Linked DNA regions of Homo sapiens: regions 1, 3 and 4 are each linked to region 2. The links are chromatin contacts, found by Hi-C or POLR2A ChIA-PET in ENCODE. All regions are on one chromosome and are shown on one strand. Each heading gives the region's core, a stretch centred on a gene start or an enhancer-like site at or near the end of the contact. The rest is flanking DNA. Distances are from core to core; before and after follow the strand shown. Region 1 overlaps CCDC191 (coiled-coil domain containing 191). Region 2 holds the start of ZDHHC23 (zDHHC palmitoyltransferase 23). Region 3 overlaps GRAMD1C (GRAM domain containing 1C). Region 4 overlaps CCDC191 (coiled-coil domain containing 191).

Evidence for each region. Hi-C counts contacts between places; a loop is a spot of excess contacts on that map. ChIA-PET counts read pairs that join two places held with the same protein, here RNA polymerase II (POLR2A). Pooled maps may share reads with other maps.
Region 1: a map of B cell shows a loop between it and region 2 (7-fold over the local background). The contact joins the enhancer-like site here to the promoter of ZDHHC23 in region 2. A Hi-C loop is called at or near these places in 2 of 168 maps with a recorded cell type or tissue (B cell and OCI-LY7) and 5 of 50 pooled maps. POLR2A ChIA-PET finds 5 or more read pairs at or near these places in 3 of 52 experiments (BJ, WTC11 and activated naive CD4-positive, alpha-beta T cell).
Region 3: a map of naive thymus-derived CD4-positive, alpha-beta T cell shows a loop between it and region 2 (2.9-fold over the local background). The contact joins the enhancer-like site here to the promoter of ZDHHC23 in region 2. A Hi-C loop is called at or near these places in 3 of 168 maps with a recorded cell type or tissue (endothelial cell of hepatic sinusoid and naive thymus-derived CD4-positive, alpha-beta T cell), 1 of 37 single-sample maps with no recorded cell type and 9 of 50 pooled maps. POLR2A ChIA-PET finds 5 or more read pairs at or near these places in 3 of 52 experiments (H1, HCT116 and OCI-LY7).
Region 4: a loop to region 2 is called in a map of B cell, with 4 times the contacts of the local background. The contact joins the enhancer-like site here to the promoter of ZDHHC23 in region 2. A Hi-C loop is called at or near these places in 1 of 168 maps with a recorded cell type or tissue (B cell) and 2 of 50 pooled maps. POLR2A ChIA-PET finds 5 or more read pairs at or near these places in 5 of 52 experiments (BJ, OCI-LY7, WTC11 and 2 more).

Annotation. Positions count from the first base shown.
Region 1 is chr3:114,004,259-114,007,313 of GRCh38, forward strand. It overlaps CCDC191 (coiled-coil domain containing 191), which reads right to left. Exons shown (of 17, transcript NM_020817.2): 10 at 1,250-1,704; 11 at 379-488. All of the region lies in intron 1 of LOC105374048 (a long non-coding RNA gene), which reads left to right. Among named protein-coding and RNA genes, the nearest start is that of CCDC191, 51 kb to the right of the region's middle. RefSeq lists enhancers at 1,117-1,246, 1,477-1,526. Within about 2 kb of position 1,278, at least 3 of the 41 ENCODE cell types and tissues checked have a DNase peak (open chromatin) inside an H3K27ac peak, as active enhancers do; they include B cell and OCI-LY7, where a contact is called at or near this core.
Region 2 is chr3:113,946,559-113,949,461 of GRCh38, forward strand. It overlaps ZDHHC23 (zDHHC palmitoyltransferase 23), which reads left to right and starts at 1,455. Exons shown (of 5, transcript NM_001320466.2): 1 at 1,455-1,632; 2 at 2,128-2,405. The coding sequence starts at 2,245. GRAMD1C (GRAM domain containing 1C) reads left to right here. Exons shown (of 18, transcript NM_017577.5): 18 at 1-616. RefSeq lists an enhancer at 873-1,373 and silencers at 1,088-1,587, 1,938-2,037.
Region 3 is chr3:113,911,498-113,914,617 of GRCh38, forward strand. All of the region lies in intron 9 of GRAMD1C (GRAM domain containing 1C), which reads left to right. Among named protein-coding and RNA genes, the nearest start is that of ZDHHC23, 35 kb to the right of the region's middle. Within about 2 kb of position 1,619, at least 2 of the 41 ENCODE cell types and tissues checked have a DNase peak (open chromatin) inside an H3K27ac peak, as active enhancers do.
Region 4 is chr3:113,984,346-113,987,316 of GRCh38, forward strand. The region is part of intron 13 of CCDC191 (coiled-coil domain containing 191); the gene reads right to left. It also overlaps the pseudogene ATP5PBP8. Among named protein-coding and RNA genes, the nearest start is that of ZDHHC23, 38 kb to the left of the region's middle. RefSeq lists enhancers at 1,307-1,386, 1,467-1,516. Within about 2 kb of position 1,371, at least 2 of the 41 ENCODE cell types and tissues checked have a DNase peak (open chromatin) inside an H3K27ac peak, as active enhancers do; they include B cell and OCI-LY7, where a contact is called at or near this core.

The sequences.
Region 1 (3,055 bases), core at 28-2,527, 58 kb after region 2:
AACAAAGTACAATGACAGGTGTCCTTTATCAGTGTTTGTCCTTGGCAGTTACTCAGAGTTTTCTCATTTGTGTAATTATTCCTTTTTTTTTCACAATCCAAATCTCAAATTACAGAAAAATGATATACCTTTCAGCTATGTTTTTTTGTGTGTGTGTTGGCTGGGAATGCCAAAAAGGTTGGCAAAAGGGGCAGGAAAAAAGTAGTGGGGCTCTCTGGTGTACTCCACTCCTCACATGTCTACCATTCTGAGATTTTTGATGTCAGGTTCTGCCAAGTCTCAAAACCTCAAGAGTTGCCAGAATTCAGTCCCAGTGTACACATTCTACTCTAGGAGAGAAGATAACAACCACCAAGGCCACCACCGAGACAGCCCTGCCTTTTAGTATGGGATGCGGTGTCATCAATTGCTTTGGTTTCCTTCTGAGTCCAGAAAGAGAATTTCGGGAGTCACTTCTGCCTTCAGTCCCAGGGGAAGCAACAGGTGAACTAGGGAAAAAATAAAGGAAAGGAATTTAGACTACTAACCAGTTTCCTTCAAACTCCTTTGACCTGAGATGCTCAAAGCCTTTTACAGACCTTAATGAATCCCTACTCTCTGAGATAACTACATATTATATCCACTCCATAAATATGTGTAATGAGGTATGGAAAGGTTGTGTGATCGGCATGAGTCTACACAGTGAGTCAGGTACTGTGACTCCCATCCTAATGCTTCAAATCCATAGGTGTCACCACATCTTATCCTACCATTTACCACATGCAATGAGTATGTCTCAAGCACAACTGAAACCATCTTACGTGGCTTTTGAGAAACTTGGGCTCTTATTTGAGGCTCAAAGATGTTTTGTTTTATCCCTAACAACTACAAATTTAAGCTAGGAAATAAGCCAGCCCAGGGGCTGCTCCATGTGGACCTGATGTTGTCTGACTTGGCTTCTCAGCACTTAACATAGCTAGAAACCCAGAAATAGAGCAAGACAGCATTTTTCTCTTTAACTGGCATAGTAACAGAGATCCTCAAAGGCAGCCGTGACCCAAATGCTAACAGTATAACTGGATCCTTACAGGCATCCTTGACTATCTGTGCCTGTCATATACTAGTCATAACTAGGCTTCTTTGCTTTGAGAGTGCAAAATCAAGGAAAAGGAACAATCATGGGGCTCAGAAGCAGGGCAAAGAAGCTCAGGAGCCCAAAGTGAAAAACCCCTTAAAATGAGTCCAGCGAGTTCTGATAGAACAGACATACTTCACAAGCATCTGGCAGGTTCTTGGTTCCTCTTCTCTGGGCTTTGACAGCAGGTGGCTCTGTGCTTCTGTGACTGCTAAGGCATGCTCTGCTGCCCACTGAGCCTCTGCCAGCTGCAGGTTTTTCTTCAGCTCGAGAATTGTTTTCTGCTGTTCCTGAAGTTTCTTCTTTTGCTTCTCAATCAGCTGTTGCTGGAAGACATGGCGGTTGTGGAAATGACCCAAGCAAAGCGGTTCTGCTTTCTGGCTGGTAGTTCTGAGTGTCTCGTTGCTGCCAGGCTGTTGAGAGGGTTCAGCACCCAGGGTCTTGTGCTGCTTATTGCCAGGTGCACTCAGAGAGACATTCTGAAGGGAACCCTGCAAGTTGCCTGTTGTTGTTCTTCCCAGGGGAGGACTGAGCATACAACCACTGCTTCCCAAGGGAGGCTTTTCCCACAAAGGGGGCACAGCAGTCTCCTGAGAGAGAGAAACATGTTATAGCTCAACTATTTAAAGGACTGTGCTGATGAAATCCAACATTTATGAGGTCAGTATTGTTTTGTTTAATGGCACAACTGCCATGTATTGCAGGTAAAGGTGGTCTGTGCTCCTGGCCTGGCTACCTCAGAGGCCACCACTCTTAAAACATGCATTGCTGCTCACCATGAAAACTGGGAGAGTGGCCGGCTGTGGTGGCTCATGCCTGTAATCCCAGCACGTTGGGAGGCCGAGATGGGCAGATGACTTAAGGTCAGGAGATTGAGATCAGCCTGGCCAACATGGTGAAACCCTGTCTCTACTAAAGGTACAAAAGTTGGCCAGGCATGGTGGTACGCACCTGTAATCCCAGCTACTCAGGAGGCTGATGCAGGAGAATCGCTTGAACCTGGGAAGTGGAGGTTGCAGTGGGCTGAGATTGTGCTACTGAACTCCAGCCTGGGCAACACAGCGAGACCCTGGCTCAAAAAAAAAGAAAACTGGGAGAGTGGCTACAGCTGTATGAACCATTGCCATGGGCCAGGACATTCGTAATAGCAAAAATCTTCTCTTATAAATTTCTAATTTGGACAGTTCATTTGTGAATTAGGCAAGGTTACTCCAGATATATATATATATATATATATATATATATAAATATATATATTTTATATATAAAAAACATGAATTTAATATGCATAAATTGACTCTGAATTTTAGTGGAAATTTGAAGATGTTGTGGCAAAGGATATATTCTTTCTCGAGAATGTCTGAAAACCAAAGAATATCTTTACAAATGAATAATATATCTCTTTTCTTTCAATGCCTCTCCTGACACTAGTAAATTAATCATATGCCATAGTATAGGATATTTAGTTATTTCAGCATCAAGGTCCCGTTAAAGCCTAGCTAACCGTTTCCAGCTATTCCTGAACTATCTATGGGTGGGAAATATTTGGAAGCTCAGGATCACTGGGCAAATATCTGCATTACAAACTATCTATGGGTGGGAAATATTTGGAAGCTCAGGATCACTGGGCAAATATCTGCATTACATAAGAATAATGTTACCTAATAATATTTTGTATTAGCATATCACTAGTTTTCAAAGCTTTATTACATAAATCCCATTTAATAGACTGAGGTACCATACTCAATTACAAGTTCTATACAGAGGGGAAGGAAACAAGAATTTTTATTTAGAAACAGCTATCTTGGCCAAAATAATGTCATATTAAAGTGTCTCTTCTAGAATGGTTTGAGTCCATGTTCTAAGGTCTAAGTTTTTGATTCTGCCATCTGCAATGGCTTAAAGAGAAAAATGCTATGAGCTATCTAAATATCAGAAGCT
Region 2 (2,903 bases), core at 205-2,704:
TGTAAACTGACTTAAAATCAGATATTTTTTCAAGAGTTAGGGAAAGTTGAAGTGTTTTACTGTTTTGTCTCTTGAGCCCTTTCTCTGGGGAAAAAATACATATCCATCTATCTATCTATATATAAACTGTGTATACATTCTTACTGTTTGAACAACTATTGCCTTTAATTAAATGTTTCATTTTTCTCCAGAGTCCCCAAAGCCACATGGCATTATTATAGTCATTTTTGAGATGCCTGTAGAGAATGAAAGTATTGACTCCGTTAGAGGGAAAATGGGTTTCTCTGGGTGAATTCCAACGAAGCATACCTAGGGGTAACAGTGAACCTACCTGGGTTTGTTTTGTTTTGGTAAGGATTTATGTAGTGTCTGGCTGTAAGCAAGAATGAGTGGATTATAAACTTGAAGATTTCTCTGTTAAAGTCACAAAAATGATCGACAAACAATATTTTTGTGATGTTTATTTAAACGTTGTATTTTATAACATACTTCAAGGAAGAGTATCGAAGTAAGTTGCTTTATAAATTAAGACTAAATTCGTATGGATGCAGAATTCAATTAATAAAATTTGAGCCTGTTACGTAAATTGAATATTAATAAAATTGAAAATTTCTGAGTTGTAGTTTTTCTTCTTTTTCTACTTAAAAACAAAACTAGAAAGCCTGCGGTAGTGAAACGTGTACATGGGCCCACACTCTTTAAAGAAATTTTGTGCAATAATAAAACCCAAAAAGGACTCTCATCTCAGGGCAGTTTCATCTCAAATACACAGACGACTGGAACAAAAGTACTAGCGAGGCCTGCTGGTCCAATGTAAAGGCTGCTAGCCAGAAATCATGAAACGAACAGGTTGCTAAATGAACAGATCCGGCAGCAGTGATGGGCCTTTAAGAGAAGGTCAGCGAAACTGGGGGAGGTACTTGGATAACATTTTGCGGTGGAAAGCTCCCTCACCGCCTGTTGCCGGAGTCTGAATGAAGGCTGGCGGCTCCACGGTCTCACGTAGTTCGGAAATCCTCCGGGTTCCCGGGTTTCCCGTATTTCCGTCTCCGCACCTCGTCCGCACCCCGGGGCTCCGGAGGCTGTCCCACCGGCGCGCCGCCCGCAGGCACCGGCGGCGCCCGGCTGCCGCCTCTGGGGCGGGGCGGGGCGTGGCGTGGCGGGGCAGGCCGGAGGTGCGGGACCCACCTCCTGCCCCTGCCTCCTGGACGCGCTCTCGGGAGCCGATTTTCCCCTTCCCGGCGCCAGGGCCGCGGGCCAGGAGGAGGAGCCTCGCCCGCGGGCACCGCGGGGAGGCGGGCGGCGCACGTGCGGACAGGCGGGGAACCCCGGCGCCGGGGGCGGGGCACCCGGAAGCGCGCGTGGACCTGGCGCACCGAGCCGGGCGGGCGGAGGGGCGGTTGGGACGGCGCGGGGAGGCGGGCGCGCCGCCCGGGCCGCGGCGGGCTGTGGTCACAGGTGGGCGGCTGCGGCGAGGGAGCGGCCGAGCGGAGCCCGGGTCCCGGAGACTCCTGCCGTCACGCCCGGGGCTCCGCGTAGCAGAGATCGGGAGACGCGTCTGTGCCTCCGGGGAAGCCGACCCATCTCCCCTCCGCCTCTTTGGCTGCAGTTGCACCTCCGGCCAGAGGGCAGGTAACTTCCCTTCCAAGGTCATTCTCCTGGCGGGGTGGTGCGCGAGGCCCGCCCACGTCCTCCGGATTGGCGGGGGCGGGAGAGGCGCACCCTGCAAGGGGCCCGACCAGTTGGGCTGGACCGCGACCCCTGAGCACTGCCAGGGAGCCTGGTGTGTCAGCCGCTGCTAGCGGGCATATGCTTCGCCTTTCCCTATAGCCCCGAGGCTGAGTTCCCACCAGCGCCCAGGCTTGGAGCGGAGACCGCTCGGCCCTCCCAGCCTGCACCCGCAGGTGAGCGCAACCGCCCGCGCCCCGGCTGTCCCGGACGCGTGGTCGGCTGTCGCCATAGGAACGGCTGGTGCCCAGACGGCGCCTGCCCAGGCTGGGAAGGGGCGGTGAAGGCAGCTCAGACCTCCAAGAACCCTGGAGCCCCCTGTGTGGCCAGGCGGAGCCACAGAAGCCTGATGAAAACGGGACCCCCTCCCCCTCTCTCTTCTCATTTTTGATTGCTCAGGCGTTGGAGGTTAAGCAGAGAGAGAGAGGCGTGGACCTATTTACGAGATGTAAGTTGTGTTCTTTCCACCTTTACCTTCTGAGGGCTTCTTACGCCTCATGGTGACAGGTGCAAATCATGACACAGAAGGGCAGTATGAAGCCTGTGAAGAAAAAGAAAACCGAAGAACCTGAATTGGAGCCCCTGTGCTGCTGCGAGTACATAGATCGGAATGGGGAAAAGAACCACGTGGCTACTTGTTTGTGTGATTGTCAAGATCTGGATGAAGGGTGTGATCGGTAAGAACAGAGCATTTCTTGACGCTGGCCCCATCACCCTTCTGAGAACTGCCATGTGTACTTTCAACCTAGCCACCCAGAATGCTAGAATTTGCTCTTGATTCTATTTCCAAGCATCTAAAATGAGAGTTGGCTTCTGTGTCAAGTGTGAGGATTTTAGAAAGATGGATTACGCAGTAGTGCACAGCTGTCTGTCTGCTCTGTTTTATAGGATATTATTTTTCGTTTAAAGAGAGATGAGGGAGAGAACAGGCAGTTTAAAGGGATAGTAGGCAAGTTAGTATAAAATAAAATGCAAGCCAGCAGAATCTGTAAGTTTAAAATGAACACAATAGTTCCAGAAAGTTCCTGCCTTCTCAGAGGTCTCAGCATTTAGAGACTGACTACTTGGGACTGGGTGGCACCTGACCACAGAGGGCCTTGTGGGTTGAAATTTCATTTTCCTGCTGTTAGTACTGGTCTTGCCCCTTGTTTCTGGGGAGGAACTCCAGCCAGAAG
Region 3 (3,120 bases), core at 369-2,868, 35 kb before region 2:
GGCCTTCCAGAGTGTCTGGTGTCTATTCTTATAAGGACACTAATTCTACCAGATCTGGGACCCACCTTATTTAACTTAATTATTTCTTTCCTTCCTTCCTTCCTTCTCCCTCCCTCCTTCCCTTCCCTTCTTCCTTTCTTTCCTTCTTTCTTTTTCTTTCTTTCTTTTCCTTTCTCTCTCTCTTTCTCTCTCTGTTTCTTTCCTTCCTTCCTTCCTTCCTTCCTTCCTTCCTTTTCTTTCTTTCTTTCCTGACAGAGTCTTGCTCTGTCCCCTGAGCTAGAGTGCAGTAGCACGATCTCGGCTCACTGCAACCTCTGCCTCCCGGGTTCACACCATTCTCCTGCCTCAGCCTTCCAAGTAGCTGGGACTACAGGTGCCCACCACCATGCCCAGCTAATTTTTTGTATTTTTGGTAGAGATGGGGTTTCACCATGTTAGCCAGGATGGTCTTGATCTCCTGACCTCGTGATCAGCCCGCCTCGGCCTCCCAAAATGCTGGGACTACAGGCATGAGCCACCGCACCTGGCCAATTAACTTAATTACTTTCTTTAGAGGCCCCATCTCCAAGTACAGCCACACCAGGAGTTAGGGCTTTAACAGAATAATTTGCGGCTACACAAACATTCAGTCCATACCAATAATCTACTTCCTATGGTTAGAGTGAGTTAAAGGGGTAGAGAGAGGCTGGGAATTACCCTAATTGGGCACCTTTAACTCGGAAGGGTTGAAGAAGAGACATCTCCACTGCATTATATATAATACCCAGCACACAATAATATTGTGTTAGTCAATGTAAGCCCATTTCCCAACCATTTTATGTAGATGTAAGTTTACTATGTTAATGTGTTTTCCTTAATATAAAATTTAATTTTTTAAAACATATTTTAAAAACTTCCAAAATATAGATTGTGTGTGTTATACTGCTTTTAGGTTTGAGAAAGATAAAAGATTTTGGTTTTTCTTGGTTGAGCACGGTGGCTCATGCCCGTAATCCCAGTACTTGGAGAGGCCAAGGTGGGAGGATTGCTTGGGCCAGGAGTTTGAGACCAGTCTGGGCAAGACTTGTCTCTACAAAAAATAGAAAATTAGCTGGACATGGTGGTGCATGCCTATAGTCCTAGCTACGCAGGAGGCTGAAGCAGGAGCATCACTTGAGCCCCAGGAGATCAAGGCTGCAGTGAGCTATGATCACACCATTGCACTCTAGCCTGGGCGACAAAAGAGCCAGATCCAGTCTCTTCAAAAAAAAAAAAGATTTAATACTTTTTATGTTTCAGTTTTGAGGATAGATGTTATAGACACTATGATTGTGTTACTTTCTTGTAACCACCAATAGGAGAGAGAAAGGGAAAGAGAAAGAGAAAGCAAAAAATATAATAAAAGTAGTTGTTTAAAGGAAAATTTAGTACAAATTACTTGAGGCTTGTTGTACTTATTAAGTAGGCATTTTAAGGACTCTTTTTCTTAAAATTGTAAGATCCTTGCCATTGAAGTCAATGTAGTGGGAGACATTTGGAAAGATGAAGGGTAACATAGAGACTGCTTTATTAGTGTCCTTACCATTCTTGCTTTAGTATGCAGCTGGGCATGGATTAGTCATACGCTGTTTACCTGAATTTAGGACTTTAGGAAGATCTACTCTGGCCCCCAGTGGCCAAATAGGTAAGTAGCACCAAAACCAGGATTTTTGTTTTCTCTTTCTCACCTGCTTCTTTTATAAGAATGGTCCTTCCAAAGTAGTTTCAGCTGGATGTGGTGGCGCGCGCTTGTAATCCCAGCACTTTGGAAGGCTGAGCCAGGTGGGTCAACTGAGGTCAGGAGTTCGAGACCAGTCTGGCCAATGTGAGGAAAGCCCATCTCTACTAAAAATACAAAAATTAGCTGGGTGTGGTGGCACACGCTTTTAATCTCAAGAGTGAGACTCTGTCTCCAAAAAAAAAAAAAAAAAAAAAAGAATCCTATAAAAGAAACATTATAAGTTGCATAAAGGATAACAATAAAACTGATAAAAATTGTACATATCTAGAAATAAAGAATAATAGTGTATAGATTCATTATTGCACAGGAGCTCTGATCACACTTTGCTCCTTGCAAAGGCTGTTTGGCTTTATAGCAGTAAGAAGGTATATGTAACATTCAGACCTCTGTTTGGGGAGTTTTATTTAAAGTGTATGGCGATTTTTTTCTTATTAGATTATCATTAGATAGCAAATCAAGCGCTCCTACTGGTTTCCCTAAGCACGTTCCAAAATCTTGGACTTGTCATATGTATTAAATGGGTAAAATAATGAATCTGTGTTTTTACTTTTTTAAAGTTGTGAAGTTATGAAGACGGTTGAAGTCAATGAACTGAAGTGACATTTGAAAAGGTCACAAAAAGTAAACCATCCCAGGAGACTGGGGATGTGTGTGTGGGTTTAGAGGGAGTGAGGGAGATTGCAGATCACTTTAAACCAAACATCATTTTATTTAGTGATAGTATATTGATCTACTATAGTAAGCAGGAGAAAGATAACAAGTCAATAAATCAATAAAAATATAACTACAAGTCAGGATAGGTTCTGTGAAGGAAATGAACAAGATCAACAGAATCACCTTTAGTTGTTTTCTTCCTTTGTGAATATTTGAATTATTTTTACAGTGAACATATAATACTTCTGTGTCAGAAAAAGCTGTTTCCCAGGCCTAATTGGAAAGTTACCTCACAAAGCTTAGCAAAATTGCCTAGTTTTGTGATTCATTTCTACGCTGAAGGAGCCATTATTTGAAACTGCAGTAAAGAGTTTTTGCCTACGTAGAGTATTGTTGAAGGGAGAAGCAAATCAATATCTATCTGATATCCATAAGTCCTTTATGCCTCTAGCAAAATAGGGAGACACAAATCATCCAATGAGGGATAAACAGCAGTAGTTGGGGATGAAGCCAGAGCTAGCAGAGTTTTTCTGATCCATAGACTATTGCCCTTTGATTTAACCTGACTAATATTGACAGATGCTTTACCCAGATCATTCTTAGAGCTTGATTTCTGAAACATGGGGAGCTTTTGCAGCAATTTTTATTCTGTATCGATGGGGCATCATCCTTGAGATAATAGTAAGTAATCTTGGTCCTGAAATCAT
Region 4 (2,971 bases), core at 121-2,620, 38 kb after region 2:
CATCTAGGATACAAATGATTCAGAGAAGTCTCAGAAGGCACTTGTTCAGAAGTGCCACTATCTTTTTGATATCCAGAGGAATAACACTACTATGGCCTTGGAGGTTGCTTACTGGGAAAAGTTATATAAAGCATATAAGGAAGTAAAGAATTGCTTGGCAGAACTTGATGGGTAAAAAGGAATAAGACCTATGAAAATCTGAGTGGAGAAGCACACTGTGTAGAGCATCTTTGTCCAGAAGGAAAAGAAGACAATTGCCATGTGCATTTTATATCTAAAGTTGTCCTCAAAGAAGACTCAAGTATAGCCAGCCTATAAATGCACCTATCTCAATTTAGATAGCTCCAGTTGACTAATGAAATGGAAACTAGTCTATGTGACAAAATCTTCTTATCTATTGCTATGAACTGCAGCTTCTAAAAGGAAAATGTTTGGGCTTGATATAGTGAGAGAAATAAAATGATCTCTTGGTCAGTAATGTATTTTTCACCATTCTTGTTCTGCATAAGTTTTCTTCCAACAAGGAAAAAGCTGGTCATGCAACAAATTAATGACTTTTTGTGAACTGATCAGAGATCTGAAGCTACCCCCAAATTTGGAGAGACAGGCATCTTCAGGGAGGCACAGGACCTAAGCATTTGTTTACCGGAGGCAGAAGCCACTGGATACCATATGAGTAAGACAATTAAACTAGAAATTTTGGTGAACTGATGGAGGCAGACAGTGAGTGGGCCAGCATGAGAAGGTTGAAGCTCCTGGGGATCACAGTCATGGGGGTGCTTCTCATCCCTTTGAAGGCTTTTCTTATAAGAACGCTACCAGGCTCTCACAGAGAAGATCATGGAGAATCCACAGAAAGTTTGCACCATGGTTCTGGCTGGGGAGAGGCACAGCAGCAACTGCAAAATCTTCCCAGAGCATTCTTCCTTAGGAAACAAAAGGTTTATCTGTCCTAGCAACCAACCCAGTACACTGGCAGATTAGCACTGCATCTGAGGGAAGGGGATTCAGGGGATTCTGCCCAGACAAGTCCTCCCTATCTCACTTAGGGGTTGGGGAAGCCTTATTCTCCAGAGGGAAGGTCTTTAAGGTCACAGACTGAGACAGTGGTGGATACCCACTGCGGATAAAGGGAAAAAGGGGGCAGAAAAAAGCTCTACCACTGGAGTGGGAACAGAAATTATCTGAGTGCTTAAAGCTGTGCATTCCAAACACTGAGACTTAATCAGAACAGAGAATGCTCCCCATCGTCCACACCCAATCACCACACTTATATAAGCTTCCAATAATAATAGTGGATTACAGCTGAGAAAGCTGTAAACAACAGATTCTCTCTGGGGAGCAGCACAAAAGGAAGACCCAAAACCAAAAGAGGAAGCAAAAACAAAGTCACTAGAAGACATTAAAGTCTCTGATGTCTACAGCATACAGCAACAAACCTCAACAATGGTGACCACGGCAACAACAAGCTTCAAACATAGCCCAATTCCCGGCTAAATTAGTACAAATCTCCACACTCTAGGCCAACGTGTTGCAGTTTCTATTGCCCTGAACAACAGGTCTGGCCTTCAACAAAAAAATACAAGGCATACCCAAAGACAAGAAATAAATACACCCTGAAAAGATGAGCCAATCATCAGAACAAGGCTCAGATATGACAGAGATGTTGGAACTATCAGAGAGGGAATTTTAAATAACTTCCAAAAATAATGTTAAATGTTCTAATGGAAAAGGTAGACATCATTCCAGATCAGATAGGTAATTTTAGCAGAGACATGGAAACTATAAAAAAAGATTCAAAATAAAAATGCTAGAAATAAAAAAACACATGGTAATAGAGATAAAGAGGCACTTCAACTAGCTTACTGCTAGAAGATACAGCCAAGGAAAGAACCAGCTAACCTGACAATAGGGCAATGGAAATTACACAAACTGAAAGGCAAAAAGAGTGAAAAACAAAATAGTGCATCTGAGAGCTGTGGGATAATATGAAACAATGTAACAATGGCATAACAAATCCCATAAGGAAAAGAAAAAGAATGGGGTAAGTGAAATAATTTGAAGAAATAACGGGCAAACATATTCCAAAATCAGTAACAAAACACAAAATCATATATCCAAGAAGCTTAAGACCACCAAAGCCAAGACCAAACCAACCAACCAACCATACCTAGATATATCATATTCGAACTGCTAAAAATCAAAGACAAAGAAAAAGTCTTGAAGGTAGCTAAAGGGAAAGACCCACATTACCTACTGTCATGAACTGAATGCTTGTGTCCCCCTAAAGTTACTGTGTTGAAGCCCTAACCCCTAGTGTGGCTGTATTTGAACATAGGGCCACTAAGGAAGTAATGAAGGTTAAATGGGGTCCTAGGGTGCAGCCCTAATTGGACAGAATTAATGTCCTTATAAGAAGCGATACCGTGGTGTGCTTGCTTGCTCTCTCTCGCATGCGCTCTCTCCCTCTCCCCTCTGTCTCCAAACAGAAGCACCAAGGAAAGACTGTATGAGGACACAGTGAGAAGAAGCTGTCTGCAAGCCAAGAAGACCCCTTTCCAAAAGCCAACCATGCAGGCACCCTGATCTTGGACTTTGCAGCCTCTAAAACTGTGAGAAAACAAATTTCAGTTATTTATCCACCTAGTCTGTGACATTTTGTTATGGCAGCCTGAACAGAATAAGACACCCACAAAGAAAGAAAGGTAAGAATTACAGTAGATGTCTTGTGAGAAACCAGGCAAGCAAGAAAACAATAGAGTAACATCATTAAGGTGTTGAAAGAAAAAAAAAAAAAACACCTGTCAACCCACAATTCTATATCCGGCAAAAAACATACTTTAAAAGTGAAGGAAAAATAAAGACTCTCAGACAAATAAAAACTGAAGGAATTCACTGCCAGCAGATCTACCCTATAAGAAATGGTAAAGAAAGTTCTTCAGGCATAAAGAATATAATATAGGTTAAGAAC